Linked DNA regions of Mus musculus: regions 2 and 3 are each linked to region 1. The links are chromatin loops, found by intact Hi-C in ENCODE. Cell type or tissue: left cerebral cortex. All regions are shown on one strand.

Region 1 (8,000 bases):
ACATATTTTTCAACAAACTTTTAGTGTGCAATTAATCTAAAGCTCTCAGGCTATGTAAAAATTTCAAGGAAAAGAAGTATCCTCCAGTTTTCTCATGAACCAGGTTAGAAGTTCCATGCTACACTGCCTATAATCACACTGATAAATTCAAAGGAATCTTCTGTATATTAGCACTGATCTGAAAAGTTACCTATTTTGAGTTTCCTTTTAAATCTGAAATTATTTAGATGCTTCTTAAAAACCCCCTCTTTCAAAGTTTGGAGCTAAGTCGAAAGCATGGATCATCCAGAGACTACCCCACTGAAGGATCCATCCCATAATCAGCCACCAAATGCAGACACATGCTAGCAAGATTTTGCTGACAGGACCCTGATATAGCTGTCTCTTGTGAGGCTATGCCAGTGCCTGGCAAATACAGAAGTGGAGGCTCACAGTCAGCTATTGGATGGAACACAGGGCCCCCAATGGAGGAGCTAGAGAAAGTACCTAAGGAGCTGAAGGGGTCTGCAACCCTATAGGTGGAACAACAATATGAACTAACCGGTATCCCCTGGAGCTCATGTCTCTAGCTGCATATGTAGCAGAAGATGGCCTAGTCGGCCATCAGTGTGAAGAGAGGCCCGTAGGTCTTACAAACGTACACGGGAATGTCAGGGCCAAGAAGTGGGAGTGGGTGGGTAGGGGAGCAGGGCAGAGGAGAGGGTATAGGGAACTTTTGGGACAGCATTTGAAATGTAAATAAAGAAAACATCTAATAAAAAAATTTATATCCAAAAAAAAAAAAAACCCAACCCTCTCTTTATGTTAGCACTCGAATTCAGATGGGACCAATACGTTTAAGTTCCACTGAGATACTACATTCTTTCTACTCAAGCACCATAGTAATGGCATTGGGTATATATAACACCTGATTATTCAGTTTTGTCTAGGTAGCTTAAACTATGAGACAAATTATTTAAATTAGCTTTTAGAACAAAAAGAACCCTTGTAAGCTACTGTGTTTGTCATAAGCAGCCACCTGCTCCTTAATTCAGAGACCTTTCAATAAAACCACTCATCAATATTTAACTGAGGTGTTTTAAACAAATTTAGACACGTTAGAAGATGACAAAATTCTTGGAATTGCTATTACCTACAAAAACACAGAAGCACAGAACTACCATCAAGTTGCAGACTCAAACTCGGCTTAAGAGTTTTAATAAATCAATGTTATTACTCCAGAGAAATCCATAAGGCAGTTGAGAGTCAGCCCGCAGAAAAGTGAATCCTATTACTTCCATCAGAAATCCAGTCTCCAGGGCAAAGCAGATTCTCCGGTTTATACCAGGCACTCTTCCTAGAAAATAATCCTATCCAAGGAGAATTTCAAATCTCAACTCTCTCATTTCTAAATAAACAAATTCTCTGAGTCTCCCCATACTTGTAGGAACACTTATCTACCTATCTGTGGGTATCTAAGTAGCAATTAGAACCAAGAAAATAGCTTCAGTGGGGTAGAGGACCGGGACAAAGCTCACAAGAATCAGATTCTAGCCCAGAAAAATGAAATGTTAATGTTAGTCTTGTACCTATTTCCTAGCTGTTCTTTATGATTCTTTTTTAAAATATTCACCAATAACTCTTAATGTCACTAATTTCTGAAATAGTCTTAATAACTCTAGATTCCTTTGTTAACTGTCTCAGGTATCTTTGTGTCACCCTAATTAGTGTGAGTTTTCCAAAAGGCCCCCAGCATTGTCTAACCCCTAAAAGGAAGTGTATTATTACTGTGTATCACAGTAACATTCTAACAGTGAGACAATACAGAAGGATGGCAGCAATGAAACCAAGCAGTTTAACCTAAAGTTAAGATGCCACTGGACCATTTGTTAGCTGAATGGCTGTAAGCTCACCACTTACCTTTTCTAAGTCCCTGTTTTCTGAAGACCCAATAGAATACCACATTAGGAGTCCCTCCTTACCAGAGAATCTGACATACAATGGATGCTTGCATAGAGCTTGCCTCCCTTCCCTTCCCTTCCTCCTGAGCAAACACTTGTTGATTTGAACTGCCAGTGATTCTTCCAGGAGACTGCCAGTGGCACTACTGTCGTACTTTCCCACATTACCTTCCTGTTATTCCCCATTACCTTTCCCAGTTCCTGATAAAGGTCTTTTCTACTCTACTATCTTGAAAAATAAGGGCCAACCACACAACCCACCCAGAGGAAATGATTCCAGCATGGTAACAGCAGGAAGCCCTACAGCTCCAGGTAACATGTCACTTCCACCAGTTCATCCCAGCACCCCCTCTCTCCCTCTCTCCCTCTCTCTCTCTCTCTCTCTTTCTCTCTCCTCTCTCTTTCTCTCTCCCTCCCTCCCTCCCTCCCTCCAAGTCTCTCAGTGAAGGAATGGCAGAGAAAGCACAACAGGAAAGCAGCTACAAGAGAAATAAACAGCTCTGGGGTCCCTGTGTCTTCCTCTTGGGAAGAATTCTCAGGTGCAGGCACCAATCAACCTCATCCCCTTAGGAAAAGGAAAACAAAAATTGCTCCCTCACATTCCAAAGGAAAAAACACCTAAGGCTCTGGCCTTTTCATGGTTCCATACCCACCAGTCAGCCCACCATCCACCATCGCTTAAGTCAGCGTCCTACTGCATCAAAGGAACCACTCTGAAGCTCTTAATTAGTCTTCAGTGGACCTCATTCATGTGTTTCTCAACTAAACCTAACACCTTCCCCAATCATCCCCATTCCCTATAGCTCTTTTTAAAAGAAGAAAAAGAAAAGAAAGAAAGAAAAGAAAAGCATTCTTGAAGTTTCCCCTTTACTGCATTAAGGCCAATCATTTTATTTGTGCCCTTTAACAATATGTAATGTTTTTACTTAGGTCTTCATCATCCAGCTGAAAAAGCCACCATCGTTTACACACAAACACAGGAGCACGCATGCTCGCATGCACGCACGCACGCGCACACACACACACACACACACACACACACACACACGCACACACACACACGGAGGGAGGGAAGGAGGGAGGGAGGGAGGGAGGGAGGGAGGGAGAGAAGGGAAGAGAGAGAACAAAATTTTTAAAACATATATCCCCTCCCTGTTGCATATATATAATAATCTCATTATTTTTAAACAGATGTCAATCACACTCTGAGACACCTGTGATCTAACCCACCTTGATATCAATACAGGTACAGGTTTAAAACAAAACAAACAAACAATAACAACAACAAAAACACCTATCCAACTTAAATACTAATATCCACTCCCAACTCATTCCAAACCTTGCAGACTAGAATCTTTTTTGGTGTCCTTTATTTTGATGGCCATCTGGGTCCATTTTCACCTTAGCTTGTATGCGTCTAAACTGTTAAGCCTGCCCCCCCCCCACCATAAGTATTTGTGTTTTGTTTTTGTTTTTTATTAGTTCTTTGAGGATGTTGTACAACCTGTTTTGATCATCTTCACCCTCCCTCCCCCAGCTCTTTCCAGATCCATCCCTCCTTCTCTTCCTTCCCAACTTTGTGGTGTCCCCACCACCACTGTCACAGCCAATATGTGCTGCCCAAATATTCTTGGCTGTGTGGCCTTCCTTTAGAGCGTGGTCGACTTATCACTATTTTTAAGCTCCATTGGTGCTTAATGAAGTAGCTTGCTCTGCCACCGGCCTGGAGGCCACCGAGTCCTTTACCTTAGGACCCATGTCTCTGGGAGGTCAACGCCTGCCCTCGCCCCTCCCACACACAGACACCTGCTCGTCCCCGGTGCTCTCCCGGGTGACCTCGAGGGTCCATCTTCACACCCTGCCCCCGGCGGACCCCGCAGGGGCCTACCAGTCGGTGTGCGGCTCGTCGACCACCAGCAGCACCTTGGCCTTCCTGGAAGCGGCCGAAGGTGCGGGCGCGTCCACCAGGCCGGCGGAGGCGGCCGTCTGCTTCACCGCTTGCGACAGCGAGCTGAAGAAGCTGCTGCCCACCGACGGCGTCGGCGCGGGCTGCGGCGCCGGCTGCGGCGCGGGTGCCTGGGCGGGTGGCGGCCTGCGCTCGGGACCGGGCGAGGCAGCTGAGGTGGCCGCCGACGCCGTAGCGGCACCGGGGCCAGGGGCAGGAGGGGGCTGCTGCGGCTCCGGGCGCTGAAGGTCAGTCATGTAGCCATTGGGCAGGTTGGCGATGAAGCTGCTGTCCGACAGCCGGCGCCTCAGGAAGTTCATCATCTGGCTTGAGGGGCTGAGGGCGCTCGAGGCGGCGGGCCAAGCGGCGCGGGGAGGACGGCGCGGGGACACCGAAGGTGGTCCGCGTCTCCGGGAGCCCAGCAGACAGCCGCGGCGCTCTGGGTCTGGGGAGCGAGCCTGTTAGCGAGGGAGCAGTGGGCGGTGCCGAGGGCGTGACTACTTCTGTCTCCGCCCCTCTCCGCAGAGCCTGCTCCGCCCCCGCCTACTCGCGCGTCCCCCGCCTTTTCAGGCTCTGGCGCAAAGAGAAGGGAGAGTGTCCCCTCCCGCCACCTGAGCGTGACTGTGTGGGAACCAGGAGCTCTCGCAGTGTGGAGGGAAGGAAAGCCGAGAGTCTCCCACCATCATCACCTTCGTGGTTTCAAGAGGAGAGTCGTGTCCCAGTTCCAGACGAAGACACCATCCTAATACCATCTAGTTAGAAGAGAGGTGTCAGCTTCCCTACCCTGAGGTGAGAGAAAAGAGCTACACCTGCCCCTCCACCCGCTCTGGCGTGTGTGTGCGCGCGCACACACACCCAGGACCACCATTCAGTGAGCAAAGCGAAGCATTTCCTTTCCTGAAGCTCAGGAAAATGATGCCAAAGTCCCCAACTTTCAGATGAGAAGGAATGGACTAATCTGTTGCTGCTAATGCGCACCTTGTATGCTGAGACCTGAATGAATGAATGGATGGATGGATGGATGAATGAATGAATGAATGAATGAATGAATAAAAGCTGCCTACCCGTGCTGAATGGGAAAAACCTCTCCCTGACCCAAAAGGTGGGAGTCCAGACCACAATGAAGTAGAGGGCTACCTCACCCTCCTTGAGGAAGAAGGAACCTAAGCAGACCCTCTCCACACTGCCCTGGAGGACATTAGGAGGCAATTTCTGTGCCCCACTTAATAGTGCACAATTCTCTCCCTGACCAGAGAGAGAGAGAGCACGCGCGCGCGCAAGAGAGCCCGAGAAGACTGAAAATGTCTTTTCAGGATCCCTCAGACAGATAGCCAAGGCTACCCCCTCAATTTGCTTCCCTGACATACATTGTTCCCCAGTGTTGTAGGGCGACCTAGTCCCCTAACTGACCATCTCCATGAAGGTTTATCTGACTACCAACTTCTCTGTGCACTCTCTAAATTTTGTGTGCTCTTTGAACCTTTGTTTTGATCTGTCTTCAGGTATATTAGTCCCCTACATTTGTATCTGGACAAAATGTAGCAGATGTACTTGACAGGCAGACCACCTGGAGTGATGCACGACTTTGGGCAAATTACTCCCTTGAACCTTTTTCTTCCACAGCTAATAAAAACAGATAGCACTTTTCAAAGCTGCTGGAGTAAATGAGAACATGTAGGTAAAGCGTCTGGTACGCAGTAGATAAGCCAGTAGTGGGGCCTAAGTCCTTATTCTTATTTCTCAGTAGTATTAGCTAGTCTGAATGGAATCAGTGAGGGTCTTGACACTAATGTTAGCAGGGTGTTCCTGTTTTGTATATCCCAGTTGGTTCTCAGGTCTAAGCCAATAGCATCAGAGAGGCCTGCAGCCAATTGTGAAAATAACCAATAAAATTAGAAAGCAACCCTTGTCTCAGGTAAACTCACAACTAAGAGCTAAGGACTCATAACTAGAGACAACAATTACCCACAATGAGATGTGAGAAATTCTGTAAATCAGTTGGATAAGGTGGTTTAGGAGCAACAAAGGCACAGGATTCATTCACCGCTGAGGCTCAGGAAAGGCTGCTCAGAGGAAGTAATGTTTAAGATGGGTCTTGAGACGTGTGGTAAAAGTTAACAGAACTGGTGAGAAGGCTCTGTAGTTTGGAACACTTGTTACTCCTCCAGAAGAGCCAAGTTTGGTTCCCAACACCCAGGTCAAGTGACCTATGATGACCTGTAACCACAGCTCCAGGGAATATGGCACCCTCATCTGGCCTGCAAGGGCACCCACACACACATGTCAGAACACTTACACAGATACACTATCTTAGTTACTGTTCTGTTGCTGTGAAGAGACACCATGACCAAGACAACTTATCAAAGAAAGCGTCTGATTGGGGGCTTGCTTAGTTTCAGAGGATTAGTCCATTATCATCATGGCTGAAATCATGGCTAGTGGCAGGCAGGTGGACATGGAACTGAGAGAGACAGAGACAGAGACTGGGCTAGCATGGACTTTTGAAACCTCAAAGTCCACTCCCAGTGTCACCTCCTCCAACAAGGCCTTTTAGTCCTTTTCAAACAGTTCCACTAACTGGGGCCTGAGCTTTCAAACATATGGGCCAATGAGAGCCATTCTCATTCAAACTACTACTACTACTACTACTACTACTACTACTACTACTACTACTACTACACCACACACACACACACAAGTAGAAAAAAAAAATCTTTTTTTTTTTTTGAGTATGTACCCATAGAGAAGTAAAGGAAGCATTCAGGCAGAGAAACGGATGCTTGTGAACTCATGGCTCTTCCAGAATGGGCTGTTTCGTGTGCTGACTTTGTCAGATCTCCTGCAGACATTATAATAAAGTATTCTAGTGACTAGGATGTGAGCTTTTCAAATATAGAACTGAATCTTAGTCATCTTTGGACCCCCAACATCCAGTGTATTACCTTCCATATAGTAAGGATTTAACTGTTTTAGAATTGAACTGTATCCTTACATAATTTAGTTCTTTCCTACTGAAGAATAAAACTTATATCACCGATAACCAAATAAACATAATTTATCACACTTTCCTTCCTGAAATTCTTAAAAGTATTTTTTTTTTAAGAAAAATCAAAGAAATCTTTTCCAATGTTTCTCTATTGGCAGGATTTCAGAGGCTCTTTATGTCTTAGGGTTACTATTACTATGATGAAACACCACAACCAAACAACTTGGGGTGGAAAAGGGTTTATTCAGCTTAGGCATCTACATCACAATTCACCATCAAGGGAAGTAAGGATAGGAACTCAAGCAGGAACCTGGAGGCAGCAAATGATGGCAAAGAAAGCTGCTTACTGGCTTGCTCTTCATAGCTTGCTCAGCCTTTCTTACAGAACATAGGACCACAAGTCTAGGGATAGCACCACCCACAATGGGCTGGGCCCTCCCCCATCAATCACTAATTAAGAAAATGCCTTACAGCCAGATCTTATAGAGGCATTTTCTCAATTGAAGTTCCCCTCTTTAGACAACTCTAGTTTGTGTGAAGCTGACATACAGCTAGCCAGCACAGTGTAACTTCTATTTTTAGATGATTTTGCTGTTTTTCTAATATATTTCATTAAGGAATTCCCTTAAATATTGAGCTTTTAGTATGTGTATAAATTTTTTTAAACCAGCCTATTTAAAACGTATTTTAAATATCTAAAACACAGAAGACATTGTATGCTACAGACTAGATGATAGAGGAGATTCAAGTATGAATAATCCCCAAATTCATGCCTTAGGAAGACAGCTTATAATTAGCAGTAGCAGAACAGTCTCTGAGTAACGAGAAAGTGGAGCAGGCAGTGAGTGTTACAAGAGCCAAAGGGAGAAGCCTTCCCAGGGATGGTAGATTTTATAGGAAAACTAAAGAAATTCTCATAGACAAGAAAACGTGGAGAAAGGAAGTGATATGGAGGGGAGAGCAAAAGATTGGTCACAGAAGCTGGGCTGATAAGGATTAGCATCATGTAGATCTATTGCTGTCTATGTTATTTTAATCGTTGGACCTTTGTACAGTATGTAATATGCCCTACAATCTTCTGGGAAGCTTAGAGAGATTGCCCTTGTGTACAGTATTCTGCTATTATCTA
Region 2 (8,000 bases), 50 kb after region 1:
TTTAATAACCGGCTAGCAATTGTGGATTTGCAAATGCATTGTCTCCAACAGGAAGTGCAGGACAGAGAAATCAGGGCCTTCTCAGACAAGTGTCTTACTCCAGTGTAGTAACATTCTGCTCCAATACGTATTTCCATGGTTACCTTCCTTCTATGGAAGGGTTCCTGGGCCTCCTTTTATTTTAGCCATCGAGCCATTCTTTAAAACATCAAAGGTGTTTCTTAATCAAGAATGCTTCACGGTAGTAAATACATTGTGTTAGTTCCAAAGTGGGCCCCTAAAATGGCAATGCTGCTGACAATGTCTTACATGATAGTCTGGGCTCAGCTCATGAAGAACACTGACCAGGTAAACAAACGGATTTTATCAGGTAAAGAGACACTTAAACTCAGTGTTCCTCAAAAGTCTCCCGAAGCTTGCTTCTGTCAGGGAAGCTATTGCTTTTCTTATCTGCTCTCTACAGTCAACTAACTACTTCACCAAAGGGCATCTAGTTCCGGATTAACCCAAGCAAGCCTGTGACAGATCAAAGTCCCCACAATAGCCCCCAGGCTGTTCTGACCTGCACCCCCAGGCTGTTCTGGCCTGCACCTCCAGGCTGTTCTGACCTGCACCCCTAGGCTGTTCTGACCTGCACCTCCCAGGCTGTTCTGGCCTGCACCCCCAGGCTGTTCTGGCCTGCACCCCCAGGCTGTTCTGACCTGCACCCCTAGGCTGTTCTGACCTGCACCTCCCAGGCTGTTCTGGCCTGCACCCCCAGGCTGTTCTGGCCTGCACCCCCAGGCTGTTCTGACCTGCACCCCCAGGCTGTTCTGGCCTGCACCCCCAGGCTGTTCTGGCCTGCACCCCCAGGCTGTTCTGACCTGCACCCCCAGGCTGTTCTGGCCTGCACCCCCAGGCTGTTCTGACCTGCACCTCCCAGGTTGTTCTGACTTGCACACTTTCCACCTGCTGCTCCCTCCTTCCCATAAAACTGGCAAGGCTTCTCCCCACCAGTCCCTGTTCTCTGCCCTTAAGACAGCCTGGCAGTTGGATTCCCCCAGTAAAACTTCTTTTTATAATCCTTGGAGTGGTACGGTTTAGTGGTTTCGCTGCACTCTTGCTTACAGTGTGGATACTTCTTGGATAGGAAACAAAAGCATCAATCAACAAGACACTAAAACTAACGTGAGTGAACACTGGTATCCGCGCTGCCAGGCTGCAGAAAGCAGAGACCTGGGTAACACCTTCTGGTGTCATAGTTAGGGTTTCTATTGCTGCCATGAAACACTATGACCAAAAGGCAAGCTGGGGAGGAAAGGGTTTATTCTGTTTATCCTTCCACATTGCTGTTCAACACCAAAGGAAATTAGGACAGGAACTCAAGCAGGGCAGGAAACTGAAGGCAGGAGCTGATGCAAAAGCTGTGGATGGGCGCTGCTTACTGACTTGCCTCCCCTGGCTTGCTCAGCCTGCTTTCTTATAGAACTCAGGACCACCATTCCAGTGGTGGCACCACCCACAATGGGCTGGGCCCTCTCCCATTGATCACTAATTGAGAAAATGCCTTACAGCTGGATCTTGTGGAGACCTTTCCTCAACTGAGGCATCATCCTCTCTGATGACTATGGCTTGTGTCAAGTTGACACAAAACTAGCAGTATACCAGGGATATGCACAGATCACCCCACAACTAAACACATCCCCAAGCCTGCATATGTGCCCTGGGTCCCCTGTTCTCTTCTGAAGTCCCCAGAGACTCTTGCACTCACATTTACACTTGCACTCTTTTCACAGTGTTTTCCCTTGAGCCAGGGTCTTGCTATATGGCATAGCCTGGCTTTGAACTCAATCCTCCTGCGTCAGCTTCCCGTGTTGGGATTACAGGCTGGTGCCACCAAGCCCAGCAAGAATTTGGCACATACATTACTTATAAACCAGCAATTAAATTTCTAGGGATGTATTTTCATAAACACAGAAGAGGTTCAAAGATGTGTGGCTGAGAGGATTTAGGGGGTCACATTATTTAGGACAGGGAAAAACCTAGGTACCACCCACAAGAATAACAACAAGGGACAAGCATTGCTAACAATAGCATGGTGTGTGTGCCTTTGTAGATAGCTCTGATGACCAGTGATATGTCAGACTGTACACAGCACCTCTCCAGGAACCTTATATGCATTTGATCCTCACTCTTGCACCGGGAACTGCTCTTGGCTGCAAAGGGCAGAGACTTGGACAACAGGTGGCGAATCAAGCACAGAAAGGTTAACAGAGATGCCCCAGGCCACACAGGTGGTAAATGGTAAAACCGACATTGGAAACCAGGCTATCTCAACACAGAGCCCATGTTGTTAATTACCCTGCCACACGCTCTGCTTGAGGCTAATGTTGTGGGTAAAAAATGACAAACCTAGGAAAGTGAGGAAGAGAGGCAGAGGGGAAAAAACAGCCTGTAAAAACATACACCATATGTCAAAGAGGGTATTTCTGGTTGCCGTGGCTGTTAATTTTATTATTTGCTTGCTCTTATATGTTTTCTGGGTTTTCTGTATTGAGTGTTTGTTACACTTAATTTTAGAAGCGAAACTTAGGCAGGGGCAACTCCCTGAATCTTTGCTACTTCTAACAGTTGGTTCTTAGTAACAATAAAAATGTATCATAATGGCTGGTGTTTGGGTAAGTTAAGAGGGTGCCTAGCGTACAGACTGGGGATAGTGGTGTTTATCTGTGACCCCAGCATTTGAGAAGTGAGTGCAGGAGAATCAGCAGTTCAAGGCCATCCTTAGCCATACCGGGAGTTTGAGGCCAGCTTGGGCTATCTAAGTCCCTAGATAAATAAAGGCTTAAAAAAAATCACAATAATAGCCAACTTTTAGTGAGCTTTTTGTATGCTAATGGAGTGACTTGCATGAGCTCATTTGACCCTGCAGAACCAAAGGCGCACTGAGTACGGGTCTGTGTTCTTATTATAGAAGGGAGATACATGAGTCAAAGAAAGCAAAGAAAGGTCCAGACACCTGAGCTCCGATTCCAAGCTGAGGCACCCACAAGAGGGCACTGACCAAGACACCCCGACTTCCCTCAAGCTCTGTCCCCCACCTTGGAATCCATGACCTTAGGAAAAGTCCCCCTTCTTTCTTTCCCTCTGGGCTCAGCACCGCCATCTGTGGAACAAGAGAATTAGACAAGATGATCTTTAAGATCTTGCAGCTTTCAGAGTCTGCAATTACAGATGGCATCTCAATGTGCGCCCAGAGTCGTGCCCTCCCACGCAGCACAGCCCATCTCCCTCCTGCCTGCTAGAGGCAGCTTCACTAGAGCTGACCTACTTTGTAAGGCTAGAAGAGAAGGACAGAGAGTGGGGCTCTCTCCTCTCCCCAGACCCCTTTCCCCTCCTTTGTGGCCTGTCCCCATTGATCCTCTGGCAGCAGGTGATTCCACACGTGGCTTTTGTTGTTCAGCGCTGGTGATTCACCTAGGGAAACTGCCGGGTTTTTTGGCCTGGTTCTCTCAAAGCCAGGCTTTATGATCCACAGGGTGTTTAAGCACAATGCAAAGGCAAGGGGCAGGAAAGCCTGGATAGGTGAGCAAACCAGAATCCCAAAGCCCTCTGGGTTCATGCCAGGAGAAAGAATAAGAGTCCCTGGCAGGTGTCCTGAGCCGGGTGGTCATTTGTCTGTGCGAGGGAAGCTGTGTGAAGACAGGCTGACCTTGCCAGGTCTCTCTGCACGTGTGTTCCCAGGTTTTTAAGCAGCAGGAAGCAAGCAGACGTTGCTGCCCCAGTGCTTCCCGACTGCAGAGAATAGCCATCACAAAGGGTCACAGACAGTGGTTTGAACCTGAAAAATCTATTTTCACCCATCCCAGAGGCTAGAAGCCTGAGCCCACAGTGTTGGCAGAGTTAGTTCTCACTGAGATGGCTTCTTTCCTTGTCAGGCACTTTCTCCAGATGGCCATCCTTGTGTGCTATCTAAAGCTCCCTCCTCTTATGAGGACCCTGGTAATATCCAATCAGGGCCCACCTTAATGACTTACTTATTTAATTTTTTGTCAGGGTCTCACATACTTCAGACTAGCCTACAACTCACTATAACCAAGGATATGCTTGAACTTTTGAGCGACACACACACATACACACATTGAGTACTGGGATTTCAGGTATGGACCTCATAAGCTGAGACCTTATTTTAGTCAACTAACAATAGCAACAACAACAATAATAATAACAATAGCACACATGCATACACACCCATCTCCAAATGTACTCCTGTTTGGCAATACATGGGTATTTAGAACTTCTATGTATGAAGCCAGGCCCTAACACTGGCCTATGCTGTTGAACTCAGCCCTCTGGAACCAGGGGTCTCCAAGGGACAGAGACAGGCCTTCATAATCACTCAACTCTCTCTAAGCATCTTTCATGTATAATCATGTGCTTTAGGTTAGAGGCTAATGCCAAATTGAGTTGATTTCACTCTGGCCAAGAAGGCAACAGGTAAACAAAAAAGAATATTGGGCTCAGAGCTTTGGGCTGGGAATGTGCCTCGCTCAGTGGTAGAACTCTGGGCTCCATTCCTAGTACCAAAAAGTAGAATAAAAATAAATTAAAAAATTTTAAATCCAGGCTCTGTTGCTTACCCACTGAGTTAGTACAAAGAGCCTCTGGGCCTCTGTGCTGTCTGGAAAGCGCAGATCATAATACAGGCCTCCAAGGGTTGTCGGAGGGATTAAAGGAGGACAGGTCTGTGAGGGCCTGGAGTGTAGTTGGTGTTGAGCATACAGCCGGGTCTTTCACTTCATCTCTTCTGTTGTTATCTTTTCTTTGAACAAAACATTATTTTATGTGTATAAGTGTTTTGCCTGCATGTATGCCTGTGTGTCATGTGCGTGTCTGGTGCCAGCAAAGACCAAAAAAAGAGCATTAGATCTCCTAGAGCTGGAGTTACAGGTGATTGCGAGACACCTGCAAAGGTCCTAGGACCCAAACTCCAGTCCTCTGCCAGAGCAGCAAGTACTCTGCTGAGATGGCTGGCCCATCTCCCCAGCCCTCAAATTTTATTATTTTTTTAACTGATAAGTGAAGACCTAAAAATTGTACATATTTATAGGGTACTGTACACCTATGCATTGCATAATGTTTATGTTGGAATAAACTTATTCCGAACTTCCTCATACATTTGACATCGTGTGTGTGTGTGTGTGTGTGTGTGTGTGTGTGTGTGTGTGTGTGTACTGGTGTGTACATGCAGTTTTGTAAGGGTCAGAGGACAATCTTGATGTCGTTTCTCAGGTACCTTACATCTTTTGGTTTGAGTAAGGGTCTCTCCTCAGCCTGGCACTTCCCCGAGTAGGCTGAACTGGTCAGTGAGCTCCAGGGATCCTCCTCGCTCTGCCTCCCACGTGATGGAGTTATGGACATGGGCTTCCAGCTGGTATTGAACTCAGGTCTTCCCACTTGCAATGTAAGTACTTTACTGAGCCATCTCCCCAGGCCTGTTTATTATTTCTTCTTATTGAAAATATTCAAAAGCCTTCCTCTAGCTGGATTTCATGGTGTATACCTTTAATCCAGGCTACCCTGGACCTGACTGAGGCTGCACAGATGAGCCAAGTGTAGGAATTCAAGACCAGACCAGCAATGCAACAAGAACTTGTCTGCTAAGGCAAAATCAAAACAAACCTATCTTGGTTTGGGTTTTTTGTTGCTGTTGTTGGTTTTGTTTTTTTTTTTAAATAATACTTTTTCATCATTTATAGTCACAGACCAATGTCATCTCATGTCCCTTGCACTGTGGGTTCCCAAAAGCACAGTGGGTGTCATGACCATCGTTATGACTCCACCGTGTAGCTGTGAGCAAGGCACTGACCACTCCATTTTCTGGAAGCAATTCACCAGACTGATTTGGGAGACCATGTGGATACTCCCCAGAGGGGCTTTCAGAAATGCCATATAGGCCATGTCTAAAAGCAGGTTTTCTAAATGAATAAAATATGAGTATTAATGTAACATGACCCTCGAGGGAGCCAGAAGCTGAGGATCTGAAGGTTGCCTGAGCTATATGTGAAACTGCCTTCCATCCCAAACAGACCTCCCCAGCATCATGGGCAGCACATCAGATTATAGCAGACATTTGGAGTTTGGACCTGTCCGGTGAAAAGCACTGCTACATCCTCCAGAGGAGCAGAACCAGAACCATGGGATAAACACACACAGAGATGGGTGGAAGAAGAGGCCTGCTACAGCAACTGGCTCCTGTACCTTTGGAGTCAGAGACTCACCACAAGTGCCTCTCTCTAAGCCAAAGAACTACAAAGCTGATGTCCTTCAGTCTAAGTCTAGAGGTTAAAAATGGAAGCCTAGGAGAGTGATTCCAGACAGATGTGATGGTTTGAATGAAATGTCCCCCCATAGTCTTAGGGATTTGAACACTTGGTCTCCAATGGATGGTACTGTTTGGCTTAGGCTTAGGAGGTATAGCCTTGTTGGAGGAAGTGTGCCACTGGGGGCAGGCTTCAAATAAACTCCGCCTTCCGTACGTTTCCTCCCTTACAACATAACTATTGAATGTGGTGGGTATAGATGTAATTCCAGCATTTAGAAGTCCTAGTCAAATGGATCATGAGTTCAAAGCCAGCTTGAGCTACATAAAGAGATCATATTTTGAGGGGGGGGAGCTATGAAAACACTTATCACTGTCATTTACACCCTCATTAACACCTTTAGAGATCACACCTGTTTAGACATCCCCTAGCCAGTCAAACTGACACAAATTTAAACATCACTGCCCCACTTCTTCTGCTAGCCAAACTCTACTTTTCCCTTAGACACAGGCCATCTTGTCTTCTCCAGCCTTGTACTTAGATGGCAGATATCTCCACCTCTGGGAGTCCACACATGGCTCAGCCCTGTGTACTCCTGAGGGAGTACTCTATTTCCTGGTTTTCCCAGTTCACCATAGTTGACTCAGAGATTAGCATGTGATCCCAGGTGGACCAATCAGAGCAGTTTCTTCAGGTTTCATGGGTATTGTCAGAAGATGTAAAAGCACTCTTGTTTTCAATCAAGGTTAGTAAACTGGAACTTGTGGTGGCCATTTGCCACCATGAAGAGAAAGCATGTCTGAGTTCCTGCATCTTTTGTTTGAGCACCTGGATCTAGCCTTTCCTGAAGTTAACAAGGCTAACCAACCTGGTTCTATGGTCAGTGAGCTTTCCTTATATTGCATCTTACCATGAATTTTCTGTCATTCGCAGCCAGATGAGCAGCAGACAAGGGATTATTTCCCTCTGACTTCTCTCTCCCTTAAGTTTTTTTTTTTTCCAAATGACCTAGAACCATTCCCTGCTAAATAGCAATTCACTGGACAAACAGTATATAAAAGGCAAATTACGAGAGAATATAGCTTTTGAGTTTATTAGACCGTTTCACACATTGAGGGAAGGCAAACATGAATGGAGAGGTGTAAATAGATACTGAAGCCAGGAAACAAAATGACACCCCTGCCGGGCATGGTGGCTCACGCCTTTAATCCCAGCACTCGGGAGGCAGAGGCAAGCGGATTTCTGAGTTTGAGGCCAGCCTGGTCTACAAAGTGAGTTCCAGAAAAGCCAGGGCTATACAGAGAAACCCTGTCTTGAAAAACAAAAAAACAAAACAAAACGACAACCCCATCTGTCAGGTATACTCAGATGTGGATGGAGACCCAGCTAGGACACCTCACTGTCTGGGGGTAGATTTCATTCAGTGCTGGGAAGTGGGCTTACACTTACTAGGGAGGTTTACCTTTAAGTGGTAAAGGAACTGGCTCCTTGTTGATCACTTGACACAGCCATGGTTGTTTATAATATAAACATTACTATGTTTACACATCAAGCCATTGCCTTTGCTTGCAAAATCAGCATAATGAGCAAACAATGGGGGCCCAACCTTGATTCCACAGGGCACCCAGTAAGTGGCAAGAAGGGATGATGACCAGCAGTGATGACTGCCACCACTCTCCATATCCCTTTATGTGTGGT
Region 3 (8,000 bases), 75 kb before region 1:
AGATACAGAGCAAGGCACAGGTTATCTCTTTGGGAACACTGAATAGTTTGGTACACGGATAAAACACAGGGTGTGCACTGGATCATGAGAGGAATCTAACCAAGCTTAGGGAGTGGAGGACAACTTGAGAAGCAAAGCCTAAGCCCATCCTAAATTTAAATAGGACTGAGCCACACAAAAGTAAAGGAAAAGAGTAGAGCAAGACATTCTGGGCCAACAGCCTAGGGAAGGGCACAAAAACATGAAACAACGAGGCATAAACAAAGATGCTATGCATAAAACACTAGAAGGAAAACAATGGAAGACAAAACCTACAAAGTTAAGCAAACACCAGAGGGAGATTGCTTAAGATTGGAAATTGAGATTTCCTGAAAGAAGTGGGATATAAACTTGATCTGGAAAGATGCATACGGTTTGAAGATGCAAGAAGGAGGAGAAAAGGGCAGAGGACAGAGTGCCTAGGAGAAAGCACAGGGTGCAGGACTCAAGACACCAGGGACAAAAACAATGAGACCACAGAGAGCTCTGAATGATGGACGACTCTCAGAATACAGGCTGGAATTATTTCCCTCAGGGAGTGGCTGGGGGCCTACAGAAAACAGAAGGCAATGAGGAAACTGCGGTTATAAACACCTACCACCTACAAGGGCTTGGAAGGTCCCGAAAACACACCTGGCCATGGTATTCAGCTTGTTCTGAAAGACACAGCCAGACTGGCCAAGGGACAGGAAACATCTGTGCCACCGTGACCTGTCTGAATCCGCTCTCTCCCTATCCTTCTTGGCACCACAAAAACTGGGAACAGAACAAAGGCTGAGGCAAGCCCCGGCCTGGGTCCCAGAGAAAAACAATAACAAGAGGGGGCCAACCTGATCTTCTACAAGGGAAGGAGAGGTAGGACCCTGTCAGATTTCATCAAGAGGAATACAATAAAAGACCCATTGTTCCTGCTTCCTCCCCTTGGGAAATGAAGCTCCAAGCAGTAAATTGTGGTTAGGAGAGGACTGACCTGGAAAGGAAAGCTGAGTTCTGGTCCAGGTTGCGCTGCTAGCATCGCGTTTGCACTGGGCACACTGTCTCACTTCTCTAGGCTTCTGTTTTCCCATTTGTACTGGGAAGGAGTTAAGAAGACTCAGAGCTCTCAAACCATGTTCTGTGGTGCCTGGATTATTCCTAACTTTTTTCAACCACAGCAGCTCCATTTTTATATACGGGGTTGTATCTGGGTGGAGGGCATTGTTTTAAAATGTGAGCCCCCTTGCACTTTTCAGCATCAGGCTTCTGTGACTATGGTGAGGTCAGCAGATTGACTGCACAGGAGCTCAGACAGAGCAGAGGCAGGCACGAGGTTAGAAGAGAAGCAAGGCAGGGAAAAACACCAGACAGCAGGACACAAGTCAATGAGTTCAGACAGCCTGAAAGTGTCTGCAGAAAGGGGTGCTGGGAAAAGCAAGCAAGCAAACAAACAGCAGAATGGGTTTAAAATTCTGCCCAAACCCTTTTTTTTGTCACTAAAAAAATAACAAAAACGAAAAACAATGAAAGTTGCCTTGATTGCAACATCAGAGAGAAAAAAGCTACTGTTGAGGTGGGCAAACAGAGCCAGTGAGGTATCCAAAAATAACTCATTCATTTGTTCAGTTGTTAAAAGCTCACCAAGTTTCTGCTAGAGGTCACAGACCCCAGGCTAAATGGGTGATGTTGCAGAAATGAGGAAATCCCCATCCCTGTCCTTACGGAACATGGTTAGAAAAACAGAGCTGAATGCTTACAGAGAAGAAGAGGCGCAGGACAGAAAACAGCTGCTGATTTCAAACAGCTGAAAGAGAAGACAAACAGCAGATGTATGCATAAGCCAAACCAAAGGGAAGGGAAAAACTGTCTTCAGGGCAGAAAGATAGGAAATAGGCAGACCCACTGAAAGAAAATAATGAGGGCAGGAATGAAGGTTAGAAAGACAGACTGGAGAGGGGCATAAGCGGAGACTGTGGAAGGCTCCACTTTCTAACACAGCACTCCTCAGCGTGGGGGCTCCTTAGCACTTGTAATCAGCTAGTGTCGACAATGTGCTATGAGGAATATACACACCTAATTCTGGAAAATCAGCATGAAAAAGAATGTAAAATATTTTATTAGAAACCTGCATCAGCCTGATATGGTGGTGGCTTTATTATTTAATTTGTCTTGTTGCTGTGACAAGAGCAATGGAAGGAAGGAAGGGTATATTTTGGCTCACAGTTTCAGGGTAACCCATCCTGGAGGGAGGAGCTTAATGCAGCCACACTGATGAACACTCTGCTCCCTCTCTCCTTTATATTCAGCCCTGGACCTCCAGCCTGTGAAATGGTGCTGCCCACAGTGAGTGTGGGTCTTCCCACCTCAGTCAACCTCATCTAGAGATCCTTTGCAGATGTGCCTAGAAGTTCGTTTCTATGGTGACTCTAAACCCTAATAAGCTGACAACCATCACAGAAGCAGAAGACTGCAATCTTACTACTCAAGAGACAGAAGCAGGAGGAATGCGAATTTGAGCCCAGATTGGGGTATAAAGAAGTTTTATATTAATTAAATGTTAAGAAATGGTTTGAGCATAATGTGTTAAACACAATAAATTATTAATTTTCCCTGGTTTTCTGTGACTACTTGAAAATTTTTTTGCTTGCAATTTGTATTATATTTTTATTAGAGAATGCCTTATTAAATTTTTGTCAGACCCCAAAATTAAGACGGTATATTGCTATATATTATATGTATATTAGGATAAGATATGAATACACGAACTATATGTGGTGATACATGCCAGTAATCCCAGCACTTGGGAGGTCAAAGCTAGAGGATTGTGAACTCGTGGTCAGTTTGAGTTACTAAGCAAGTCTCTGCTGATAAATAAGTAAAGAGATAAAAACCCAAACCTCCTTATATCCTGCAAAAATAGGGCCAAAAATGTATCCATTATGTTAACAGTCCTATGGGAAGCAAGGCAGACTAAAGCGGGATAAAATGCAAGAGAAATTGATATTTTGTGGCTGAACGACAAACAGCTGTTGATCACAGTGTGGGAAAATTCCACAGGTGGTTCTTCTCTCTGTGTCTGTGTTCCCACATTAAAATGAGACATTGTCACTTTCCATCTGTCTGTATGTGTGTTTTCAAAGCTCCCTCATAGCGTATCTTACTTGAACTTAGAGGTGTAGGCAGGTCAAGAGCATTGCACTTATTTTCATTTTCTTTTCTTTTCATTTAGATAAGTGAATTAAAGAAAAATAAATTCATTCACAAATGGCCTTTGGATCTGATTCTCCAGTGTTGGTTCACTGCCCTTGTCTCACTTCATGCTGCCTCCCCTACACAAATGTCACTCGTTTGAAATGGAGTCTTGCTGTTTATTCTGCTCTTGCCGCATACAGTCCAGCTCCCTAACAAGAACAGGTTTTGTGAGTGCACTATACATCACGTCCAAAACACTTCACGTTGTCAAAACTCAGGCAAAACTGTGGCACAGGAGGACACAACAGGAAGGTACAGGAATCCCCATTTCTAACTCATTCCAGACCATCTACGTCCTGTTTCTGGAGATACTGCCACAACTTCAAGGCAGGAAGGACAAAAGATAGGAAATGCAGTCATGGGAGAGAAGTCTGGAGCCTGACAATTTGCAGCGCAGCCTCTAGGCAAATGGTTTAGCAGGTTATATAATAGACTCTGGCAGTGACTACTCCTACCTTCCAGACTTCTTGGATCCATTTCCAGATGCAATTAAGGATGGTGGGCTGGTACTGAGCAAGCACTCTGCCTCCCTGGGCCTTTCTAAACAATGAGTGACAAGATCTTATATGGGCCCAAATCCAGAGTGATGTAGCAAGTCATTTCCAAGATTTTAAGGCCAGTTTTAGATAAGTTATGTCTTTTCCTGGTGCAATATTGGGGACAAATCTACCTAGCTTAGGGTCTAACCTAAAGCACCTGGCAAAGCTGTCACTCAGTAAACATGTTAAATGACTACTCAGCCATCACTAGGAGACTGGTAAGCTCTCACTAGGAAGAACCAGGTCAAATGACCTTTGTAAGTAGGGAGAAATAACAGTAATGGTGCCATTTTACGCGAGTCTCTTACATATCTAGGGCAGTAGAGAAAGACTGCTTTTATGTACGTTCCACCCTGTGTGTCTACAGAAAACTTCCTGGATAACTTTGACACTGAATGCCCTTTGCTTAGCCCCAAGATTAGATTCCATTCAAGAATGCTCAAGAACTTAGCCTACAGCAACATTTGCAATCAGTAAAGAGGGACCCTCTAGACTATGGAGAAGGATAGCTACTTAAAGCCTCTTCCCTTCCTTCTCAAACACATAGAGCTCACTTTGGGCTCTAAGGTCCTGTGAGACTAGAAAGTAATGGAAGAATGGTAGCTATGGACACCACATCCGAAACAGTGACCTTTCCACCTCCAAAGAAATGGATCTCTAGCAAAAAGTCCATTTGCTACCTGCCATTCACAAAGCCAGGAGAGGCCAAAGTCGCTGTATGGTGTGAGTGTGTGTGTGTGTGTGTGTGTGTGTGTGTTCCCTATCTCTGTCTCCATCCCTCTCTCCTTCTCTCTCTCCCTCCCTTTGTTATAGATTTGAGTATGGGTTTATTGAGGATGGAAGTGGGCAAACACAGAATGTTTTTGAAGGCCTGAGGACAATCTTTTGTTTGAGACAAGGTCTCTAAATGGCCTGGAACTTTGCACATAGGCTTCGCTAGGTGTGTGGCAAACTTCCAGGAATCCACCTGCATCTGCTTTCCATCTTCCTGCTGCTGGGATTACAAGTATGTGCCACCGTATCTCTTACATGGATTCCTGGGATCCTAACTCAGGACATTGCTTGCAAGGCAGGTGTTTTACAAGCTGAGCCATTTCGCTGTCCTCTGTCCTCTTGTTACCTTTCTCCCTTCCCTCTTCCAACATTTCCTGTTCTCTCCCAACTTTTCTTTGATCATGCTCTCCCTTTTTATTAGCAGTCTGAAACTCAGCAATATCAGAAAAATCACTACTTTTAAGTCCAGAAATTTGATTAAGAAAGAGTTTTCATTTCTTTTCTCAGGAGTTCAACAACATCCACAATTTTTGCTGTCTGGAGGCTATGAGTTCATTACTGCCAGTCTTTGATTTATCTAGGTCATTTCCCTCAAAAGAGCTGATATATAGTCCTAGGAATCAGCTTGTAGGCTCAGTCTCTTTTCTGGTTATCATTAACCCTCTGATCCTGCTCAGTGACTCATTCAGGGTTCTAACTCTCTCTGCTAAAAAATACTTCGTTAAAAGTACTCACCTAAAAGTGAAATCGAACCTGAATTCAATGAATTCTTTTAGACAGTTATTGGGTTGTTTCTTTTAACATAACAATATCTATTATATGGTCAAATAGGTTATCAAATGAACACACAAACAAGTAAATAAAATGAAATGAACAGGAGGAATAAAAGGTTAAAGGGGTATCTGAAGCTTGGAATGTTTCATCTGTTATGTGGTACAAAATTCATATTAGTAACAGACAATTTTCTTGGTGCTTGTTGTAGATAAAGCAAACAATAGTCCACAGCTATGTAGGTTGAAAAGTCCTCACGTGACAACTGAGGACAGATTAAGCACTCTCTTCTAAGAAAAGGTCGCTTTTACTTCCAGGGTTAGGCTCAGAAGCATGTCGCTGGCTGTCCACGCAGCAGACTTGGGATGGGGACAGAGTTTTGGGTTTTTTTTTTTTCAATTATTATAAAGAACTGGTTTTGAAAGTTCATTTGTTTGATAAATTGGCTTAAAGTACTCCAGGTCCAAATTCTACCACTGAGCAACAGTTTGACCTTGTACTCATACTTGATGTGACATTTCTTCTAGAATGTAGTTCTCCTGTTTCACAAACTTTCTGTAAAAATGCCTTTATTCAAATTAACATTAGATTATTCTTTGGAATGAAAAACAAGACCCCAGACAAGTAGCATAGTCTCAGCCTCTCTCTCTTTCTCTCTCTCTCTCTCTCTCTCTCTCACACACACACACACACATACACACACATATGCACACAAACTAAAAATAAATCTTAAAAACAAATAGATTAACAGCTTTGTATCTGTGTTTTAAACATTTTGAAAGCACAGAATATATATTACGAGGACAAGCATTCATCATGAACAGAATTAAAACAAATTTAAGTAGCCCATGTCACAATGTAGTTAACAAGGTGATTAAACAATGCTGAATAAGAAAATGAATTGTCAGGTGGTGGTGGCACACACCTTTAATCCCAGCACTTGGGAGGCAGAGGCAGGTGGATTTCTGAATTCGAGGCCAGCCTGGTCTACAGAGTGAGTTCCAGGACAGCCAAGGCTATACAGAGAAACCCCCTGTTTCAAAAAACCAAAAAAAAAAAAAAAAAAAAAAAAAAAAAAAAAAAAAGGAAAAGAAGAGAAAAGAGAAAATGAATTAATCAGCTATGACTACAGAGTTCCTGGGAGTGGCCTCAGAGACAAAGCAGAGTTGATCTGGGAAGTGAGGTAGCAGTGGCAGACACACTTTGCTGTGGTTTCAGACTTCAAGGAGGGCTGAGTACCATTCTAGGCTCAGCACATACCCAGGAAGTCCCATCCTCAACTTACACCGACCTTGGGCTTTTCAGTGTTAAACGCTGCTTCTTCATGTCCTGGAGATACTAATATAATTCTACCACCTGGGGCTCTTTTCCAGGGGTCTCTCCCAACGACCTGGGTGTTGGGGTCCAGGAGTCGCCTCACAAGCCACACAAACACCAATCTCAGTCAGGGATAGTTTATTGAGCATATGTTGCCAGGACTAATCAATCAAAACCAGGGTAAAGGCTCCGAGTTGAACAATGACATTGAGGTAAGATACAACAGGGCTTTGTTTGTTTGTTTGTTTATTATGTATGAGTACATTGTAGCTGTCTTCAGACACACCAGAAGAGAGCATCAGATCCCATTACAGATGGTTGTGAGCCACCATATGGTTGCTGGGAATTGAACTCAGGATCTCTGGAAGAGCAGTCAGTGCTCTTAACTGCTAAGCCATCTCTCCAGCCTCTCTACAGGGATTTTTAAGCCTGAGATGTACAAACACCTGTGCTAAGTTATCCTACCAACAGGATTTAGGGATAGGGGATTTCCTTAGGAACATGCCTTTGTTGTAGATTTACTCATGTTCCTATTGGTTGGGGTATTCACCTGTGGCAGAGGATGTGCCTTGTTTAACATTCATGTCTTAACTTGTCAATCAGGATGGTACTTGTCTAACATTCACGTCTTAACTTGCCATCCAGGACGTCAGTTACCCATGTACATGCCTCTTTCTGACAAGTATGATGTCAGTTCCCAGGGTGGTCTTGGGAACTTCAATTTTACTCAACCTTCTACTCAAAATGGAAGTCATTTCAAATAGTTTCTAATATTGATGCAGATGTCTCTCTTATGTTGGGGTCTATCCCAGGTGCAGCTTATAAGAGCAGTAACATAGTAAGTAGCCCATATACAGGAGCAGAAAGTGCTGCTGGGTGTTGGTTCAGGTCCAAGCTTATTGTGGCTAACTATATGAAGCAGTTCTAACTGACTTCTGTTGTGATTGGTTTCTAATAGCACAGAATATAAAAGAATATGCAATCAACCTGGGCACGAGAAAGTTTCTTAGTAACAACAGTAACAACCTATAAGAAAGTTTCCTTGTAACACTAGCAACAGCACAAAATGGTAGATTAGACAGGTAACAGTTACCTAGGCCTTAACACCAGATTCCAATTCACTATGCTAGTCACCATGTTCCTTCTCAAGCCATGTAATACATGTGGATCCCTAAATTAGATGTCACAGTACAATGACATCTCTGATGTTTTAACGTAGAACAGGAGTCAGTGTCCTCAGAGATGGAAGACTGAATGCAGTGAACTGATGGTTCAGGAGTTCCAGATTCCTCAACCCACTAGCCAGGTCCAGTAGATATCTAGTAGATCCTA

The links. A loop is a pair of places that touch in the nucleus more often than their neighbours do. Peaks named below come from ENCODE experiments on the same cell type or tissue, not always from the same donor. Only the 100,000 strongest peaks of a DNase experiment are listed, where the experiment ranks them.
Region 2: it touches region 1 in a loop (3-fold over the local background); 5 of 42 quality-filtered maps call a loop at or near these places.
Region 3: it touches region 1 in a loop (2.1-fold over the local background); 4 of 42 quality-filtered maps call a loop at or near these places.

The regions. Positions count from the first base shown.
Region 1 is chr6:115,131,289-115,139,288 of GRCm38, reverse strand. Syn2 (synapsin II) reads right to left here and starts at 4,387. Exons shown (of 13, transcript NM_001111015.1): 1 at 3,829-4,387. The coding sequence starts at 4,208. Gm17733 (predicted gene, 17733) reads left to right here and starts at 4,454. Exons shown (of 2, transcript NR_132436.1): 1 at 4,454-4,674. In left cerebral cortex, no CTCF peak of the experiment used is centred here; DNase peaks (open chromatin) are centred at 3,722, 4,004, 4,412 and 7,718; H3K4me3 peaks cover 4,082 bases; H3K27ac peaks cover 2,285 bases.
Region 2 is chr6:115,081,012-115,089,011 of GRCm38, reverse strand. No RefSeq gene overlaps it. Among named protein-coding and RNA genes, the nearest start is that of Gm36190, 23 kb to the right of the region's middle. In left cerebral cortex, a CTCF peak has its summit at 3,142; DNase peaks (open chromatin) are centred at 3,239 and 3,840; H3K27ac peaks cover 1,938 bases.
Region 3 is chr6:115,206,089-115,214,088 of GRCm38, reverse strand. The region is part of intron 1 of Syn2 (synapsin II); the gene reads right to left. Among named protein-coding and RNA genes, the nearest start is that of Timp4, 42 kb to the left of the region's middle. In left cerebral cortex, no CTCF peak of the experiment used is centred here; a DNase peak (open chromatin) is centred at 3,707; H3K27ac peaks cover 790 bases.